Regions from separate parts of the Homo sapiens genome. Here all the other regions are linked to region 3. Evidence: chromatin contacts called from ENCODE Hi-C or POLR2A ChIA-PET data. All regions are on one chromosome and are shown on one strand. The core of a region is the stretch at or near the end of the contact, and the rest is flanking DNA. Distances in the headings are between cores, read along the strand shown.

Region 1 (4,818 bases), core at 900-3,399, 680 kb after region 3:
TCTATGTAAATTTTAGAAACAGTTCCAATTCTGTTACAGAATCTTTTGGAGTTATTAGGACTGCACTGAACCTGTAGACCAATGTGGGGAGAACCAGCACGTTTACAATAGAGTGTACCACATTGAAAGGCAGTGTGCAGAATCGCTAAAAGGATGGAGGCAGACCTCCTGGGTGCAGATCCTAGCTCCGCTCCTCACTGGCCATGTGACCCTGGAGAATTTGACCTTAGAGTGTCTCAGTTATCTCACTTGTGTAATAGGGATCGTAGTAGTACCTACCTTATAGGGTCATAATAGTACCTACTGTATAGGGTAATTGAGAGGATTAGGTGATTACATGTCTTGCATATAATATGTGCAAAGTGCTCAGAATAGTCTCAGGCACATAGTAAAATTATATAAGTGCATGAACACCAATTATGTATATCTTCTTCAATGCCCCAAGAACGTTGTGGTTTTCTTTATAAAACTTGACCTGTAGAATATACAATCCAGTCATGTGTCACTTAACGAAGGGGAGGCATCCTGAGGAATGCATCATTAGGTGATTTTGTCATTGTGTGAACATCAGAGTGTACTTACACAAACCTAGATGGTATAGCCCACTACACACCTAGGCTATATGGTATGTAGCTTATGGCTCCAAGGCTACAAACCTGTACAGCATGTTATTGTACAGAATACTGTAGGCAACTGTAACACAACAGAAATTATTTGTGTCTCTAAACATATGTAAACATAGAAAAGGTACAGTGAAAATATGGTGTTATAAGGAATGTGTATATACTATCCCTCATGGGACCCCTGTCATATATGCAGTCCATTGTTGACTGAAATGCTGCAACTGTGTGTATTCCTACATCTCCCTACATACGTAGAATATATTATATTACATATGTATTAGTGTATAGTAAATATTCCTACATATCATATAATATATAGGAATATATATAACTTTTAAAATATATTAAAATACCTTAAAACTTTTGATGCTCTTATAAGTGGTATTTTTAAGTGTTTCTGTGTACAGTGTTGTGTTTAGTTAGTATGTTTTAAGAGCTGATTATGACCATCTTTGATAAATACTTAAATACTTGTGTTGCATGAGGTACTGCTTGGAGGCTGGGCACAGTGGCTCATGCTTGTAATCCCAGGACTTTGGGAGGCCGAGGTGGGCAGAACACTTGAGGTCAGGAGTTCGAGACCAGCCTGGCCAATGTGGTGAAACCCCCATCTCTACTAAAAATACAAAAACGAGCCGGGCGTGGTGGTGGACACCTGTAATCCCAGCTACTAAGGAGGCTGAGGCACGAGAATTGCTTGAAGGCAGGAGGTGGAGGTTAAAGTGAGCCGAGATTGTGCCATTGCAATCCAGCCTGGGCGACAAGAGCCAAACTCCGTCTCAAAAAAAAACAAAACAAAACAAAACAAAAAGAGAGAGAGAGAGATACTGCCTGGGACCAGAAATATGGACACTTTTATCTGGCTGATGGCCCATCACGATTACTGCTCTGTTCTCACAGGGTTGAACATTTTACTCACTTTACATGATTTTAAACCACTGTATCCCATTGACTTCTGTTGTTGAAACAGAGGATTTTGGCAGCCTGGTTCATTTTCTCTTGTATATCAGGTTCTTTGGGTTCACTATTTTCTTTTTAATAAGATCATGATATTTCAGTGTTTACCTATAGCTCACCCACCATTTAGGTTTTATTTCCAGTGCTCTCATGCTTCCCTAAATCCTGTACGAAAGATGCTATGTCAGGAGGCACGGTGACTCAGGCCTGTTGTCCTGGCACATAAGAAGGCGAGGTCAGGTGTTTGAGACTAGACTGAGCAACATAGGAAGCTCTCATCTATTAAAAAAACAACAAAAAAACCAAAAACAAAAAAACATGCTATGTCCTTGGCTATTCGAGCCACAGCTTTGTGCATTGACACACATCCAGCATCAGCAAGCTTTTTCTAAATGAGAACAAGCGTCATTCCTTTGTCCATTTGTCAGACTTGTCACATATGTCTCTATGGGATTATAGTTTTTTTAAAAAAAGAAAAGAAAGTAAAGGGGGAAATATCTGTAGGTTCCCCTTGCCTGTGTGTTCCTCTGCTTTCAGCTCTTCAGCACAGGCAGTCTCGGTCACGTGGCCCTGCTCACGCAGGGCCCAGACCCACGCTGCGAAGCTCTGTATGATTGTGTTTTGGGTTGCAGGAGGCAGAAACTCAAAGTGAAACCAATGAAAAAAACCAATGTGTTCTTAATGGTTTTTACCTAAACCATAAATCCCTCTCTTCGAGGGAGAGGGGAATCACCCAAGATTTGGCCCAGTTCCCTCATTAAGTTCCAGGGCTATATTTGTCTGTATTTTTTCTTTTCTTTTCTTTTTTTTTTTTTTTTTTTGTTCATATGTGTGTCAGTTTGGTGACGACCTGTGTCCAACTCACTCAAGGAAGATATTTAAAATGCAGATTCCAGGGCCTGATCTAGACTAAGGGAATAAGACAGTGGGAAGAGGAGGAGGTAGAGAGTTGAGTCTCCTGACTCCCTGGTGGTGCTGACAGTCAAACAGGACTTACTAACAATGATGAAGGTATTATGGGCTCAGATTTTTATCCATCACTACATTATCACTAAATTTTTTTTTTTTTTTGAGACCAAGTCTCACTCTGTTGCCCAGGCTGGAGTGCAGTGGTGTGATCTTGGCTCACTGCAACATCCGCCTCCTGGGCTCAAGCGATTCTCCTGCTTCAGCCTCCCGAGTAGCTGGGACTACAGGCGCACACCACCATGCCCAGCTAATATTTGTATTTTTAGTAGAGACGAGGTTTCACCATGTTGGCCAGGATGGTCTCGATCTCTTGACCTCGTGATCTGCCCACCTCAGCCTCCAAAGTGCCAGGATTACAGGTGAGAGCCACCGTGCCAGGCTTAATTTTTATATTTTTAGTGGACACAGGGTTTCACCATGTTGGCCAGCCTGGCCTCGAACTCCTGACCTCAGGTCATCCACCTGCCTCAGCCTCCCAAAGTGCTGGGATTACAGGCATAAGCCACTGCGCCTGGCCTAATGGAACATTTTTTACCAGGTTTAAAATAAGATATCTAATGCCAGATGCTGTGGCGCACACCTTTAGTCCCAGCTGCTTGGGAGGCTGAGGCAGGAGGTTTGCTTGAGCCCAGGAGTTTGAGACCTGCCTGGGCAACATAGTGAAACCGCATGTCTATATGAATAAAATAAATAAATAAATAAATAAATAAATAAATAAAATAAATGAAATAAGATAGCTAACACTTATTAAGTGCCATGTGTCAGGCAGGCACTTCACATTTAAACCTATGTGTAGGCTACTATTGTTAGTCCCACTTTATAGAAAAGGAAACTGAGGCACATAGAGTTTAAATGCTTTGCCCTGAGTCAAACACCTGAGGCAGAATTGTCATGTTCTTTGACAATCTTCAAAGCAAATTCACGATATTTGTTAATTACAAAATAACGGAGTCTCTGGCACAAATGGGCCCAAAGAGTCTGCTTGGATCATAATCATGCCTTGGTGCTATATTAGGTCCCTTATAAATTATTCATTCTTTTAGCAAGTTCTTACTGAGCATTTAGAGTCCCCGTGGCTTGGGACAGGTATTCCACAAAAGGGAGGGATGTACAGGAAGTTATACAGACAAACTAGAAACTTCTTAGCAGATGCCTGTGCATAAATGAGAGGACTTGGATTAGGGCTGGGGGGAGCGGTGCTGACAGAATTACTGTCCAGAGAGCTGTTATCTTGTTATCTGTTATCTTGGCTGTGTGCTAAATGTTTTAGGTGTATTTTTTTCATTAATTTCTCACAAGAACCCCACTGGGTTAAATTCTATGAATAATCTATTGAACAGGAAACTGAGGCTTAGAGATGTGAAGAGACTTGCCTGTGGTCATATGGCTTCGGCCTCATGGTTGTGATATGAAGGCAATGCGTATCTCTCTCTGGACCCTGGCTTTCATCCGCTGGATTTTCTGCTTTCGTCAAATAGGATTTTGTTTTCTAGAAGAGAACTGCCATCCCTCTGATAGTGACCCAGATGGCCCCATCACTAGGATCACTCTGGGCTTTAAAGAGATCATGGCTTATGATGTCAGTCATCGTTGGCTTGGCCTCTCTATTTTGTCCTCTGGTTCTGGTGTCCTCACCTGGCCCCTAGGGAATCCTTCAGAAATATTAGTATCAAGGCCATGTCCATGGCCTATAACCAGATTGGCAGATGTCTGTAGGCTGGAGGAAGCCAAGAACTGTTTTTGAAGGAGCATCATGGCTTTGTCCATCCACACTTACTGCTGTGCAGAGGTGAGGGGCCTTCTGTCCCTACTCAGGCTTCTTCATTTTCACTAGAGGATGTTCAATGTTTTGTATTGTTCCCTATGCAGATGGGTATTCAATATAATTTTTTTTTTGAGATGGAGTCTCACTCTGTTGCCCAGGCTGGAGTGCAGTGGCGCGTTTTCGGCTCACTGCAAGCTCCACCTCCCAGGTTCACGCCATTCTCCTGCCTCAGCCTCCCCAGCAGCTGGGACTACAGGTGCCCGCTGCCACACCCAGCTAATTTTTTGTATTTTCAGTAGAGACGGGGTTTCATCGTTATAGCCAGGATGGTCTCAATCTCCTGACCTCGTGATCCACTCGCCTCAGCCTCCCAAAGTGCTAGGATTACAGGCGTGAGCCACCGCATCTGGTCTCAATATAATTGTTTTTGAGCCACTTCAGAAGGGTAAAATGGAAGAAACCTTAGAAATTTGATGTCTCCATTTTACTGAAAAAGGAAGGAAA
Region 2 (4,725 bases), core at 700-3,199, 760 kb after region 3:
TTTTTATTATTCTCAAGTTTGATTTTACAGCTGAGCTATAAATGTGACCAAATGCATCACATGAGTGTTTACCTTTTTTTTCCTTTCCTTTTTGGCCACATGGAAGTACCTAAAGAGATGGAATGTGACACACCCAGAGAATGAGGCACTGGAGGGGCCTATGAACTTGAGAAGGCCAGGAGCAGCAGGGTCCCTTCATCTCAGTGCTTAGCTTTGCCAGTGCTAAGTGGGAAGCAGAAGTCACTGAGCTCCTTAGCAAGTGAGTTTTTAAAATGTGTGTGTGTACACAAAGGAGTTGTTCCAGTGCTCTCTGTAGAAAGTGCTAGAGAGAATTCTAGCAGGAAATTCCACCACCTTTGAGATTAGTTGTCAATCCCACTAAAAGATAGCCCTCCAAAGAAGTGCTGCTTTGCTCTGCAGACCTGAAAGGTCCTATGCGATTCTCTTACATACTTCTTAGTTCCCTCTCCCCAATTCTTTTAATTTTGTGTATTTCATGAATTTTGTAGTCTTAAGTTGTTAATTGAGGTGTTCTGGATTGTAATGTGTTTTGGTGTGTGTGTGTGACAGTGAAGGAGGTATTAATCTTTGTGAGAGGGTTTTTTTTTTTTTTTTTTTTTGAGGAAAATATTTTTAATGTTTCATTCCACAGTCTGGTAAGTTGTATACTGTTGACAGCTCATTACCTACATGTTAAACTGCAAAATGTTCCTAGATTAGTAGAACTATTATTTTTTTTTAAAAAAAGTAGCTTTGTGGTTAAATTCTGATGCCCTTAAAGAGATCACTTTCTCCTGTTTTGGCAAAACAAGTTATCAGTCCACACGTGATTACATAAATAAAATTGAAACCCTTTACTCTTGCTCCTCCCTACTCAATTAAAGTCAAGGGATTCCAGTAGTGGTATACACACACACACACACACACACACACACACAAATCCTCCAATGTATTTACTTTTCACATTTTTAATACATTTTAGCGGACTGAGCTTTCTAAATTATTAGCAACTAGTACATAATCATGTTGCAGTAAATAATTTTTTTAGTTAGTGAGAAACAGACCGAAAATAGGAGGTTAAAAACAGTTCATCTGTTTTGGTGAATAGAAGTGAATGAGAGTAGGGTAGAAATTCTGGCTGATTTTATAAAATATCTCAGATCTGTTTGATAGGTTGGGCTTAAGACTGATGATGTGGGCATCCTCTTTATAATGAAGTCAGGCTAAGCGAAGCTATGTTGAAGTATCAAACAAAGCCTGAAATCCCAGTGGCTCAACCCATAAAGTGCCGTTGCTTGTTGGTGTAGAATCCTCTGCAGGTCTGGCAGCTCTCTAGTATAGCTCCCTTACAAGTGGTAACCCAGGGATCCAGGCTGCTCTTGTCTTATAGCTACTCTGTCATTACACATGCTTCCAGGTTGCCACCACAAGGAAAGAGCTAGTGGGTTACATACTGACTTTGAAAGGCTGCAGTCTGGAAGTGATGGCTGGTACTTGTGCTCACAGCTCATTGGCCAGGACTAGTCATGTGACCTGCCTGACCACAAAGGTATACGGTTGCCAGGAAATATGGAAGAATATGTGGATATTCTTTGAGCAGTGAGCATCTTTGCTTTATTCTCCTTTTCCATTTCATCTCCATAAGGTTCTCTATGCACATAAACTAGATGAAGCTTAGGCCTGAAGCCTAGAACATAATGACACTTTGGTTCTCAAAGTGTGGTCCCCAGACAAGCAGCATTAGCATCACCTGGGAACTTGTTAGAAACACAGATTCCTAGGCCCCACTCCAGCCCTGCTGAATCAGAAATGTGGAGGTGGGGCCCAGAAATCTGTTATCATAAGCTCTCCAGGTGCATACTAAAGTTTGAAAATGACTGCCCAGTGGGAGTACAATGTTTGTAGCACCTGTTGAACTCATCACTGGGGACGTGAAGGACTAATAGACACTTGCTAATGTGAACGTACAGTATGTGTGCTCAGGTGTGAGCATGTATATGATAATAAAAAGCACTGAGGGATGGTATCATGTGTGCCAGACAGGTTTTAGCACTTTATAGATTTGACTAATCTATTTCTCAGAACAGTCATATGATTTCAGTATTATTATTGTCTCCATCTCACAGATGAGGAAATTGCAGAACTGAGAGGTTCCCTAACTGTCTAAGGGTCAGGCCACTTACCACTGCTGGCAAGTGGTAGAGGCAGGATTTGCGATGTGGTTCCAGAGCCTACTCCTTAACTACCATGCAATTCCGCTTGTTCATCTTTGGGTGGTTACCCACCGGGCCTTAAGGTAGTCTTTTCATTTTTTCTTGAATGGAGACAGTCTGTCAGAGTTCGCAGGAAGTGTGGTGTGCTGGTGACAGTTCACATTCCAAGTTAAGCCCCCTTACCACGAGCTTCATTCGTTGGTGGTTTACGTGTGGGGGGTGCTGGTGACAGTGTTGGTCAATACTAGAGGGGCATGGCTAGGCAGCAGCTGCCCAGTCATTTAAAACTGAACAATAAATAGAACGGGGTTGTTAGGGGCGGAACGAAGGGGCCTAGTGGGAAGTGGTTTCTCAGAGGGAGATAGTTCAGTCGCACTAGAAGAATATTTTCTTCAGTTAACCTATGTGTAATTTTCAGGCTTATGAGAAGAAAGGCCCTGTTCTCATCACCCTCCCTTTTGATTCTTCTTTGGTCTTTTTCCATCATCCATCTGCCTGCCCTGAGATGCTCATCTGAGGCCTGATTCCATCAGGTGGTCTGAAGAAGGTTTCTATGAAGTCTTTATGAGCTGGACTTCAGTTTTGTTTTGTTTGTTTGTTTGTCTGAGACAGAGCTTTGCTCTGTTGCCCAGGCTGGAGTGCAGTGGCACGATCTTGGCTCACTGCAACTTCCGTCTCCCGGGTTTAAGCGATTCTCCTGCCTCACTCAGCCTCCCGAGTGGCTGGGATTATAGGCCTGTGCCACCACACCCAGCTAATTTTCATATTTTTGGTAGAGACAGGGTTTCACCCTGTTGGCCTGGCTAGTCTCGAACTCCTGACCTCAGGTGATTGGCCTGCCTCAGCCTCCCAAGGTGCTGGGATTACAGGCGTGAGCCACAGCATCCGGCCAGGACTTAAGTTTTAATAGAGAAAATGTGTTTTCCCTTCCAAGAAACCTGATAAAATAGTTTCCTCCCCTTGCACTTGGGAAATCCAGATAGAGTTAGATGTGATTTAATCTTTTGAATTTTGAACTGATTGAAAAGGATTTTCCAAGTGACATTAAGAACTTGCATCCTTTTAAATTTTTTAATTATTAACTGCATTTTCTTTCTTCCAGGTGGGTCTATTATTTGTTGTTGTTTAGGTGTCCTTTGCTGGCCCATGTATTCCCTTGGCTTCTTTGTCTTTTGTGTTCAGCAGACTAGAACTGAGACAGCTCCTTGGCAGCTCTGTCCTGGACAGTACCGGCTTTAACTCTAGGTAGAAGATAAAGATAGCATCACCCCTTTCGGGTTTCATGTTGGCTGGGAACAGCTGCTAAGCTTTGTATAACTCACAAAGTAACATTTCATTCCAGATTTGCTGAAATTTTTAGTTTTCTGCAAGCCAGGGCTTAACCACGGGGTTTTTTCTCATTCACACTTAAGAGTCTAGACTTTTCGTTTGAGAAGCAGTTGCTTGTCTTGGAGTTTAGTAATTGAAGGGAACAGAGGTGGGAGAGGGAGGAAATTATTTGCATAAGTTGTTTTAAAGCTCCGTCCACTTCCTTTCCCTTCATCACTTTAAATGGTTTAATTTGCTTAGGTACTTCAGCAGAGGTGTAGATAATTGAGGTAAATCTCGAGTCAAATCTAAACAAAAGAAAGAACTGACCTAAAAAAGAGCAACTGAACTCACACTAATTGAATCACAGATTTGCTCAGACCAATCTAACCTGTGAGGAAGGCCAGGGAACACTGTGCCCTTGATGTGCTTTTTGCCTCTTAAGAGGGAACACCAGCCAGTCCCTTGTGGCTCTCCCAGCCACCTTCCGCACTGAGCCACATCTGGGTTAGAGCTGCAAAATTCACCCTGAAAAAAATGTGAAAGCCATTTTGGGTTGGACATTTGTAAAACAAATTTTTTCTCCTTTTGGAGACCTGGTGCCCTTGGTATTTGTATATAGAATCCACTTGTTTATTCTTGAGGAGAGCAGCTATGTGTGTGAATTGGGCATCCGTTGGAAGAAACATAACAGGCTTGCCTGTAACAGCTGGAATATAGTTGCAGCCCTTTGAAATAAGACAATCTTAGTTTTCCTTCCTTCTCCTTAGCCAGCCATCCAGCGTAGGAAACAGGATGCTGTGTACGTACCCTGAGTAGGAGGAGAGGGTTCCAGAGTGCCACTTGGCTGCTCCTGTGTACCCATTCTTGTTCAAGAGCACCTTGAGATCACATGGTCTTAAATGCCAAAGCTGACCAAGAGCTGCCCCTCTGTTCAGCTTCGTCGTCCCTGGCTGTTGGGGAGGACTTTGTCTGTCTGACTGCCGCTGGGCTGCCTTGCCCCAGCTCCCTGGGGTCCTTTGCTCCGTAATCCATCAGCTCTTCTTTTCTCTTCTTCTTACTCATAGTATAAGACCCGACTGCCCATTTTTTGGAGATGACTAATTAATTAGTAAAATATTTGGCTGGGCGCGGTGGCTCACGTCTGAAATCCCAGCACTTTGGGATGCAGAGGCAGGCAGATGGCTTGAGTTCAGGAAGTTGG
Region 3 (4,404 bases), core at 1,905-4,404:
GAAACAACCTAAATGTCCACCAAGAGATGAATGGAAAAAGAAAATGTGATACACACATACAGTGGAATACTATTGCTTTTACAAAGAAGGAAATTCTGCAATACGTAACAACGTGGATGAACCTTGAGGATATTATGCTAAGTTAAAAAAGTCAGACACAGAATGACAAATATTGCATGATCCCATTTACATAAGATATTTAAAAATGGTCACAGAATCAAAGAGTGAAATGGTGGTCGCCAGAGGCCAAGGGAAAGCAGAAATTGAGTTACTAGTCAATGGGCACACAATTCTAGTCAAGAAAGATGAGTAAGTTCTAGAAAACTACAGTACAGCATTTTACTTACAGCCAACAAAATAACATGTTATAGACTTTAAAATGTAAGAGAGTAGATTTCCTGTTAAGTGTTCTTATCACAACAAAATAAAATAGAACAATGCAAGATGTAATAAGTTTAATAAGGAAAATTATGTCAATGAAGTTGGGGCATGTTAAGAGGAGTCTGGGTTGTAAAACAAGGGAGTCTAACTCTTCTCATTGATTCAAGAGATAATGATTGATTTAATGGCCATATAGCATCTGGTGGAGTGCATGAGTGGCACATGCTATGTGAGCAATGCAAAGCAGTCATCTTTCTTTCTTTGCTGGCCAGACCAGAGCCAGAGCTTGTTGAACTCTTCTGGGGTATGCACTTTAAGATGGGCATTGGCATAGAGAGCTCTGAGAGGGAAATGGCCCATAACAAGGAGATGGAAATCCACGTCATGCTGTGTGTGGATGCAGTTAATTAAGGGCAGGGGTAGCGCATGGTGTCAGTCCTCACATCTCTGAGGGCTGTCAGAGGGTGTTCTGATTTAGTGCCTCCCCAGAATAGGAAAGACTGTTGTCCACCCTGGAGGGGCCAGCCCAGAGCTGGGCTACCACTGCACTGTAATATTAAGGTGGAAATGAGTAGACTCTCTTCCATGCCTCAGATGTCCTGTATTTTTCAGTAAGTTTTGACTATATGTTCCATGAGGGCAGGAAGTGTGACTGTCTTTTGCACCCTTAATTCCCATATCGAACAGTGCACCTGGCACATAATAAGCACTCAGATTACATGTGGAGTTGAATTGAAGGTTCTTTCTCTCCATAAAGGTGTGTGTTCCCCACGGCTGAGCACTAGCCCATCTGAGCATCTCTCTCTCTCCTCTCTCTGATACCTCATTCACTCCCACGATTTCAACCCTCACTTCTCTATGGAGAAGGGACCCCTGAGTCTATGCTTCTTGCTAGGCCCACATTTCCCAATTCCCTGCTGAATTATTTCCAACTGGAAATTTTATTCTCTGTTATTTGCAGAATTGCTAAGTTCAAACTCCTCATGGTACTCACCAGAAAAGCCTTCTCTCCAATTTCCCTGCTTCAGTACTAATACACACATTTCTGCAGCCATCCATTTCTCAATGACAGCACATCAGCAGGCACTCAAGGTTCTGAAGAAGACATGCAGAGTGTAGCTTGTGATTGGTCAAAATGAGACTGACAGAAGCTGATCACCGAGGCATGAGCCTGGCATACCAGCCATTACAGGTGAGGGAGAGGCTCATTTTGGTCAAGTATACATTTTTTTATATATGTATATTTTTTATTATACTTTAAGTTCTAGGGTACATGTGAACAACACGCAGGTTTGTTACATATGTATAAATTTTTATGTCCACTTAATAAGTAAATTCATAATTATCACCTTCTCATCAATAACAAAGAAATGAAAGAATGCAAGGTAGTTCTATTCAATGTGGGCGTGTTTCCTCCAATCATGAAGACACTCTTAAACCCCAGCTTAGCCATCATTGTTGAAGAGTTTAGCGTGCTGCCTAAATAGACTAGATGCTTAATACTTATTTGTTGAATGAATAGAAATAAATCTATTTTCAGGGAATAAAACAACATCAGAAATCTAATCCTATTTCTCTTCTGGCATAGGACTACAGCTATTGAGCACTTGAAATCTGGCTAGTCTGAGTTGAGATGTACTCTAAATATAAAAGCAGCACTGGATTTCAGTCCTAGGATGTAGAATATTTTATTAGTAATTTTATATTGAATATTGATTATATGTTGAAACAATCATATTTTGGGTGTATTGAATTAAATAAAATACATTATTAAAGTTAACTTCACTTGTTTCTTTTTACTTTTTAAATATGACTTGTAGAGATTTTAAAATTATATGCCCAGCTTATATGCTATTTCTATTGGACAATGTCGTTGCAGACCCCTCTGTGGGTGCTACTGAACTCCTATTCATATTTTGGCAATGAAGAGGAGTTATTTGTTCTATGGGGGGCCCGTTCCATTGTATGGTAGCAGCCTAATTGAAAGAATATTAAGTTGAAATTAGTTTTTCTATCATTTCCATACTTCAATCCCAGGCAAATGCCCCACCCTCACCTTGTAATTTCATCGGTCAAATGAGGCAGCTGCGCTAGGTGACCTTGAGGCCCTCTCCCTGTCCAGCCATGTAGGAATCCTCTATTCCTGCCCTCCTCCCCCTTCCACCCAACAGCCCTCCAAATCCTTTCAGGCAGCCCTCAGATCTCTTCTTAGCTTCTGCCAGCTTTTCTCAGCTCCTCAGCACCTCTGAGAGCTTTGCAAATCATCCCTTCACAGCATCATCATAAAATATCTCACCGGAGCCAGTTTGAGGGGGAGGCAGCTTTTGCAGCTCCCAAGAGGGCAGATGCCACTCCCTGCCACCAGGTCTCCATGGCCCCTCCCACACTTGGAGAGTGAGGGCTCCGGGGAGGGTGGCTCTACTTCACTGCAGAGAAAATGCAGTCGGTGAGAGAAAGAGATACACTGAGGCTCCAGAGAGTGTAAAACAAGCATCTCGTCACAAAACAGAGAGGAAACTAAGTCTGGGATTTATTGCTGAGTCCCTTCTTCTGATAAAGAAGCCAGAGGAGCATCAACATTTTCCTTGGAGTCGGGAGTCCTTGGCACCCTCTCTCTGCAGAGTGAGTTCCATCTGAAAACTCTCCTTGGCTGCTCATGCCAATCTGCCTTTCTTCCAAACAAGGACATGAAATCACTCTCTCTAGAACGCAGATTCCATAAGGCTCCAGAAAGAGACTAGGTTTCATTTTAGCCATCAAGGCCCTCTGGCCCCATGCGCTGTTAGCTGGGTGGCCCCTCTTGGCAGAATGACTTCAAAGGGTATTTCCCACCTAAAAGGCCAAATATGTTTTTATAGTTACACCCTCACAGCTTCATTCTTCAACTCAGTGTCTCAGTTCCCTTTTTGCTGATTTCAAATAATGTCCTAGCAGCTTAGACTTATTGCTTTCCCCCTTTCTGTTCAGGTTTTGGGGAAATATTATATTATATATATATTATATATTAATATATATAATAAATAAATATATATATATATATATCATATATATGTTAAAAGAATCAGACTGTAAGCCATTGCCAGTGCACCCCTCAATTATCGGTGAGTCTCTTTCTTAGGAGTCAGCAGTCACTCAGCTCCGTGATACTGCATCTGTGTTGGGCTACACATAAGACAATGATCTACTCCTGGTGTGTTTTGTTTCCACAAATGACTGCACATATTTCCAAATTTTTCAATTGCTTAAGAATAATTGCAGCCCCCAAAGGCCAGTTGTTTGCAAGTCATTTCCCTTGGCATAGACAATCTAATCCATGATCCATATTGGATGCAACTCTCCTGATGTCCTCGACACCCAGAATTTGCCAATACATGTTTTTGAAATTAAGAAGAATTAATACATGAGGCTGGGCTTCTCTAGTCCTGTCTTAATCATGGGTAAAATTCAGCATGGGCTGTATTCCTTTCAGCAATGCCCACGCCATGCCAGCTACTGGACTTGGAGAACTTGAGGAGTGAAGACAACAGGCAATTATCATACTGTAAATGTGTACTGTGTTAGGGATGGTATAGGCAAGACTCAAATCAGCACCTTGGCACCATCAGAGCTAGTTTAGCTGTTTATAGCTCAGACTCATTTTGGTTGGTCAGAAGAGACTCCGACCTAGCTGGTGGGGGCAGTGGGACAGTTGATAAGCCCTGGAGGATTTGTCAACACCCATGGGACCAACAGAGGCAACAAACTCAAACTTTTCCAGTGAGGATGAAAGCCACACAACCCTGTCACTGTATCTTTGGGCTGACCCTCTGACCTCTTAGATGCTGAATCCACCCCTGCCTTCCTGTTCCTGCCACTGCTGTCTTCCTCACCAGGCCCTTCATGCTTGCCTCCCATCAACTGTCTCAGGTCCTGATGCCTGGCAGCCACCCAGACCCAGTATAGCGTATTTTGTCCTCGGGGCTTTTCAGAAGCCTTGAGCTTCTTGACAAACTTTCGCTCCAGTTGGAGGGAGGTCATGTGGTA
Region 4 (4,557 bases), core at 303-2,802, 750 kb after region 3:
TCAAATGGGGTCTAGTGGCTTAGCTGTGGTTATTCCACAGCTGATGCCTCTTTCATTGCTGTTCTTCTGGTTCTGACAACAACAGCATTCTTGCACCACTTAACTCTCCAAGATGCAGGCAGGGGAGGTGACTGCCTCATTTCTGATGTGCTTGTTAGCTACAGGAAAAGCATCTTAGTATTCTACCTTTGTCTAGGACTTGGGACTGGGAGCAGGTATTCCGTTTAAGTTTTATGTGCCATCTGTATATTTTCAAAAACATTTAACATGATCTTTATTTCAAGCTTTTATAGCCCTTTCAAGTTGCTCTAGGGGACTTAGCAAAACAGGTAGACAGTAAGTATGGATCAACTGAGCACAGGAAAGAATGGGATTTGGGAAGATCACATTGTTTGGATTTTCTGCTGATACTAAAGCTGGATTTTTACTACACAGGCAGGGAGAAATTACTGTCCTGTGGTGGACCTGGTGAGAGAGGTGGCATATGACTAAGCAAGTCAGCTGACCTCAATTAAAGGGCTGTGACCATCTGTACAATGGGACCAGTACCTCCTCCAACTGTTGGTCTCAGCTGAGTGAGATTCCCATGTCTGAGGAGGTGATCAGGGGTGATGATGACTTTTGATGGAACTGACCTCACACAGGTTTCTGGGGGAAAAAACCCACCAAACTTTATTTTAAGAATTCTAAAACAATTTTACAATTCTGATTTGAGTAGAAGTTTGATTTGAAAAGGGACTTCATCTGCACCTTCTCTCTTGCCTTTGTTTATAGATGTCAGTAATGCCCGTATTTTAAAAAGTTGAAATGAGTTATAAATTATATCTTAAGGATTTTAGTTTGTTTTGAAGAATTGTTTAATTGGCTAGGATTTCTCCCCCCTTCAGTAGCTTCAGATCCCAATGGCTAGGCAATATGGAGATAATAGTAAACAGGATTTTGTAAGAGATGTTATTTATTTATTTATTTTTAAATAGAGATAAGGTCTTGCTATGTTGCCCAGGCCGGTCTCGAACTCCTGGGCTCCAGCAACCCGCTATCCTCAGCTTCCCAAAATGTTGGGATTACAGGCATGAGCCACTACCCTCAGCCTGAGACATTATTTGAGGAGGAGGTCATGAATATATAATTAACTTAGGAGTACAAATGAAAAGTTTTCTCTTGAACCTACCTTTTTGAACAGAAGAGGTGATTTTTAGGTATAATGGTGTGCAAAGTAACAAATAACAGCCTCTAAAGACATTTAAAACAATAAATAAAGCATAAATATCTTTATTCAGGATGAACTGAGTTCTGAAGCCTGATGTTTTCAAGAGTTCTTTATTATCAGGTGGCTTGTGAAAGCCCGTCGTTAACCAAACGTGTTGTGTTTGCCTCAGAATTTTATTAAAAAGGTATGCATAGGTTCATATCCCCCTTATGTGAGGTGGCAGTGAAACAGAAACTTGATAGAAATATTGAGGAGGGGAAAAGATGAAGCCACCGCGGCACCTGGCCTCCCTCTTTCACTTCCCTTTCCAACTCTGCTCCTTTGAGATGTTCTTCGAGAAGATGGAGGAAGCTTGCTGGGTTTAGGGTCATCACCCAGGATCTGGCGACGGGAGTGCCTCAACATGGGGAGTTCCCTCCCCAAAGCCCAGAGCTAATTCGTCACATCCAGCTGCTGTCAGGAGTTGAGCAGTCCTGTCCCCTGGCTTTCCTGGGAAGGCCTGGGTGGAGGCGGCAGGAGCAGGCAAGGGACCAAGAGAGTGCCTGCTAGACCTGATGCCTCTCCCTTCCCCCCTGAGCCCCCAGGGAAGGAGCTGCCTTATAGACTCGGGTACAGGGAGGCAGGGAATAGAGGGTTGGAATCCAGAAAAGAGGGTGGAGGGCATGACTGCAGTTACTGCCATTGTCTCAGGACAGACAGACCAAGCCCTGGTACAGAAATTGTTTGGCTGTTGGCCTTTTCTCTTCAGATGTTTACATGCAGGAAGTGCCTTTGATAAAGTATGGTTTGCTAACATGAGTATGATATGCATGCGCATTTTTGGATGCCAAACACATAGGCAGATGAAACTAAGAAGCCAGATGCTAAGATAGTTGTTGATGAATTGAAACTAGCCTAACTGGCTCCACTGTTGGAGTCATTTGCTCAAACTACTCCAAACTTTTGTTTGGTCTACTGAAAACATTAGTTGGAAAGGTACAGCGTTAATTTAAGGCAGGGAAGCCTCCAGCACGTGAGAGTCGTGTCTCTCTCGGTGATGCTGGGAGGGAAGGATGGGAGATGAGAGTCATTTCACGGCCGCCTAGCTCCTCCTCTTCCTCTCCCTGCCCTGGAGCTGCAGCCTCAGCTTTCAGAGTCTCTTGCCTGGTGGTAGGCCCGGCGAGCGGTTGGATTTTAAGTATCTCAGTTATTTTCAGTATCATCAGTCATCACTTTCAGAGTTCCTTTTCTTTTTCAAGGGTACCCAGTCTAACTGTTTAGCTCCTTTTCAATAGCCCTCCTCACTCACTTACGCCTAGTCAGGAAGATTAATAATGTTAACTGATTTACTATCACTGCAAAAAGCATTAGTTAATTAGACTTTTACACCTCAGTCAGATGGCATTAGACACCCTTTGTGCACTTTAACTCAAGGATGTTAAAGACCTAAATCTTTCAGAAAAAAAGAAAAGAAAGAAAAAGGACAGGCACTTTTCCAGTTTAAGCTGCATGTTGGTCCATGTTAATTAGGCATTTGTCCTTTAGTCTGGAGGTGATAGAAAATGCCAGTTACTGTGGTATTTAACTGACATCAAACTCCTGTCCAAATAATTCAGTTGGGCCCAGCCTTCTCTCTTAATTGGTGGGAAGGAAAACTTCGGCACACACCCAGAATAGGGAGGAAACTGTTACGTTGAACATTTTGAAGTTTCATTCTGAAGGATCTGAAAGACACTTGAATATTTTTTAAATTAACTATCCAGTTGAGCTTTTTAAAAACAGTAACAAAAGAATCTCCCCTCAAACTTGAGCTACCCCAAATGATTAGCTTTTGTAAGTCTTCAGAAAATGAAAGTTTAGTCATTGTAATCCAAGGTCAAAGTGGTGGTTGTTATCCAAAGCTCTTATAGATTTATGTATCTGTTTGGCCCTGTTTTAAACAGTGCTCTGAAAATTGACAGTTTTCTAGCTCACACTCGTATTTCTTTATTAATACCAGAAATTCACAAGTGGGTTAAGGCACCCACCAGTATACACATTTAAAAATCAATATATGCTAGCATATTGGGACAAAAGTGACATGAATATGATTGTTTCATGGGAGCAATTAGATGACACTTTTTTTGTTTTGTTTTTAAAAGTAACTTGTTCCTAGTTGCTGGAGAAGGTAATCCTCCGTAATAAGAGTATAGTTTACCTTATTCATGAGTTACGTAAAACAATTACAAAAATAATGAAAAGATTTTTTTTCTAACTTAGTAGGTAGCCTTATTTGACTCTAAACCTTACTCACTTTTGTGTATGGTTTCTAGCCAAAGGTTCACACATGTGAGAACATTTCACTTTTAGTACTGAACTACTTTTTCGTGCACTGAATGAATACAATATGTTAACACTCCTGTAAGGCCCAGAATTGCTTGGCTGCCCCTTGCCCTGCCTGCCTGGTACTGGCTGAAAAGGTACCATTGTTTGTTCTGCAAACACTGAGTGATGTTTGTTTCCAAGGTGACTGGTTCTATTGCTGCCCTTTAAGCAAAGGTGGGAGGGGGGATGGGGGAGAGAGAAAGTTGGCTTCAGACACCTGAGAGCATCCTGTTCTGGGTACAGTGTGTGTATGTATATGTTTGTAAGTTGAAATTTTATTTTAACTGAGGTAATTGGAGAAAAAGGGATAGTGTAGAAATGGGAGGAAAAGACAGTATCAGTAAGTTAAAAATATCAGTAGGTTCTGATGTTTAACTCAATATACTTTGAGTGAATGTAATGGTAAATGTTAAAATTAAAGATCTGGTTTGACTGAAGTTAACTTTACATTTGGAGTTAAGGGGAGAAAAATAGATAACTGTTGAAATGTTAAATTTATTTTTGCATAAAATAGTTCTGCTATAACCTATGTGTAGCTATTCAAACAAATAAATATTCGACAATATAACTGAATTGGTTATTGATCAGGTAGTTGGGCCTTCAAAAAAAAGTATGAGAATATGAAATATAAACAGATTTAAGTTCTGTAAAAACAAAATCTGTAAAATCATTCAGGTATATTTGTGTTCAAAATTTTCCAAAAAGATTAGATTAAAAGTATCTTTTAATTGGTGATATATATTGACTCCATTAGACTTTGGAAATTTATATTTTATCAGTCAGAACTTTTAGATTCAGACTAGAAAAAAAATTCCTTCTTGGTCCTTTCCCCCACCCACCCTTTTTATTGTACATAGATGCTGTTAACAGAACTTTGCCTTTTTCATTCCTATCAGGTTTAGTACAGTTCATGCGCAGGTTTCAGTAAACATTAACTACTTTTATCAGAGCTTGCAGTGTGCTGAATGGTTAGCAAAGAGAGTGTACTGCAAGAGACAGATGAA

What was found. A loop is a pair of places that touch in the nucleus more often than their neighbours do. ChIA-PET counts read pairs that join two places held with the same protein, here RNA polymerase II (POLR2A). Pooled maps may share reads with other maps.
Region 1: a loop to region 3 is called in a pooled map, with 6 times the contacts of the local background. The contact joins two enhancer-like sites. A Hi-C loop is called at or near these places in 1 of 37 single-sample maps with no recorded cell type and 2 of 50 pooled maps. POLR2A ChIA-PET finds 5 or more read pairs at or near these places in 1 of 52 experiments (activated B cell).
Region 2: a loop to region 3 is called in a map with no recorded cell type, with 17 times the contacts of the local background. The contact joins two enhancer-like sites. A Hi-C loop is called at or near these places in 5 of 37 single-sample maps with no recorded cell type and 2 of 50 pooled maps.
Region 4: a pooled map shows a loop between it and region 3 (6-fold over the local background). The contact joins two enhancer-like sites. A Hi-C loop is called at or near these places in 2 of 37 single-sample maps with no recorded cell type and 3 of 50 pooled maps.

Annotation. Positions count from the first base shown.
Region 1 is chr6:7,071,787-7,076,604 of GRCh38, forward strand. No RefSeq gene overlaps it. Among named protein-coding and RNA genes, the nearest start is that of RREB1, 34 kb to the right of the region's middle. RefSeq lists an enhancer at 1,874-2,113. Within about 2 kb of position 2,150, at least 5 of the 41 ENCODE cell types and tissues checked have a DNase peak (open chromatin) inside an H3K27ac peak, as active enhancers do.
Region 2 is chr6:7,152,507-7,157,231 of GRCh38, forward strand. All of the region lies in intron 1 of RREB1 (ras responsive element binding protein 1), which reads left to right. Among named protein-coding and RNA genes, the nearest start is that of RREB1, 47 kb to the left of the region's middle. RefSeq lists an enhancer at 3,941-4,607. Within about 2 kb of position 1,950, at least 5 of the 41 ENCODE cell types and tissues checked have a DNase peak (open chromatin) inside an H3K27ac peak, as active enhancers do.
Region 3 is chr6:6,388,242-6,392,645 of GRCh38, forward strand. All of the region lies in intron 4 of LY86-AS1 (LY86 antisense RNA 1), which reads right to left. Among named protein-coding and RNA genes, the nearest start is that of F13A1, 70 kb to the left of the region's middle. RefSeq lists enhancers at 3,063-3,112, 4,061-4,230, 4,361-4,404. Within about 2 kb of position 3,155, at least 6 of the 41 ENCODE cell types and tissues checked have a DNase peak (open chromatin) inside an H3K27ac peak, as active enhancers do.
Region 4 is chr6:7,135,484-7,140,040 of GRCh38, forward strand. All of the region lies in intron 1 of RREB1 (ras responsive element binding protein 1), which reads left to right. Among named protein-coding and RNA genes, the nearest start is that of RREB1, 30 kb to the left of the region's middle. RefSeq lists an enhancer at 1,529-1,598. Within about 2 kb of position 1,553, at least 32 of the 41 ENCODE cell types and tissues checked have a DNase peak (open chromatin) inside an H3K27ac peak, as active enhancers do.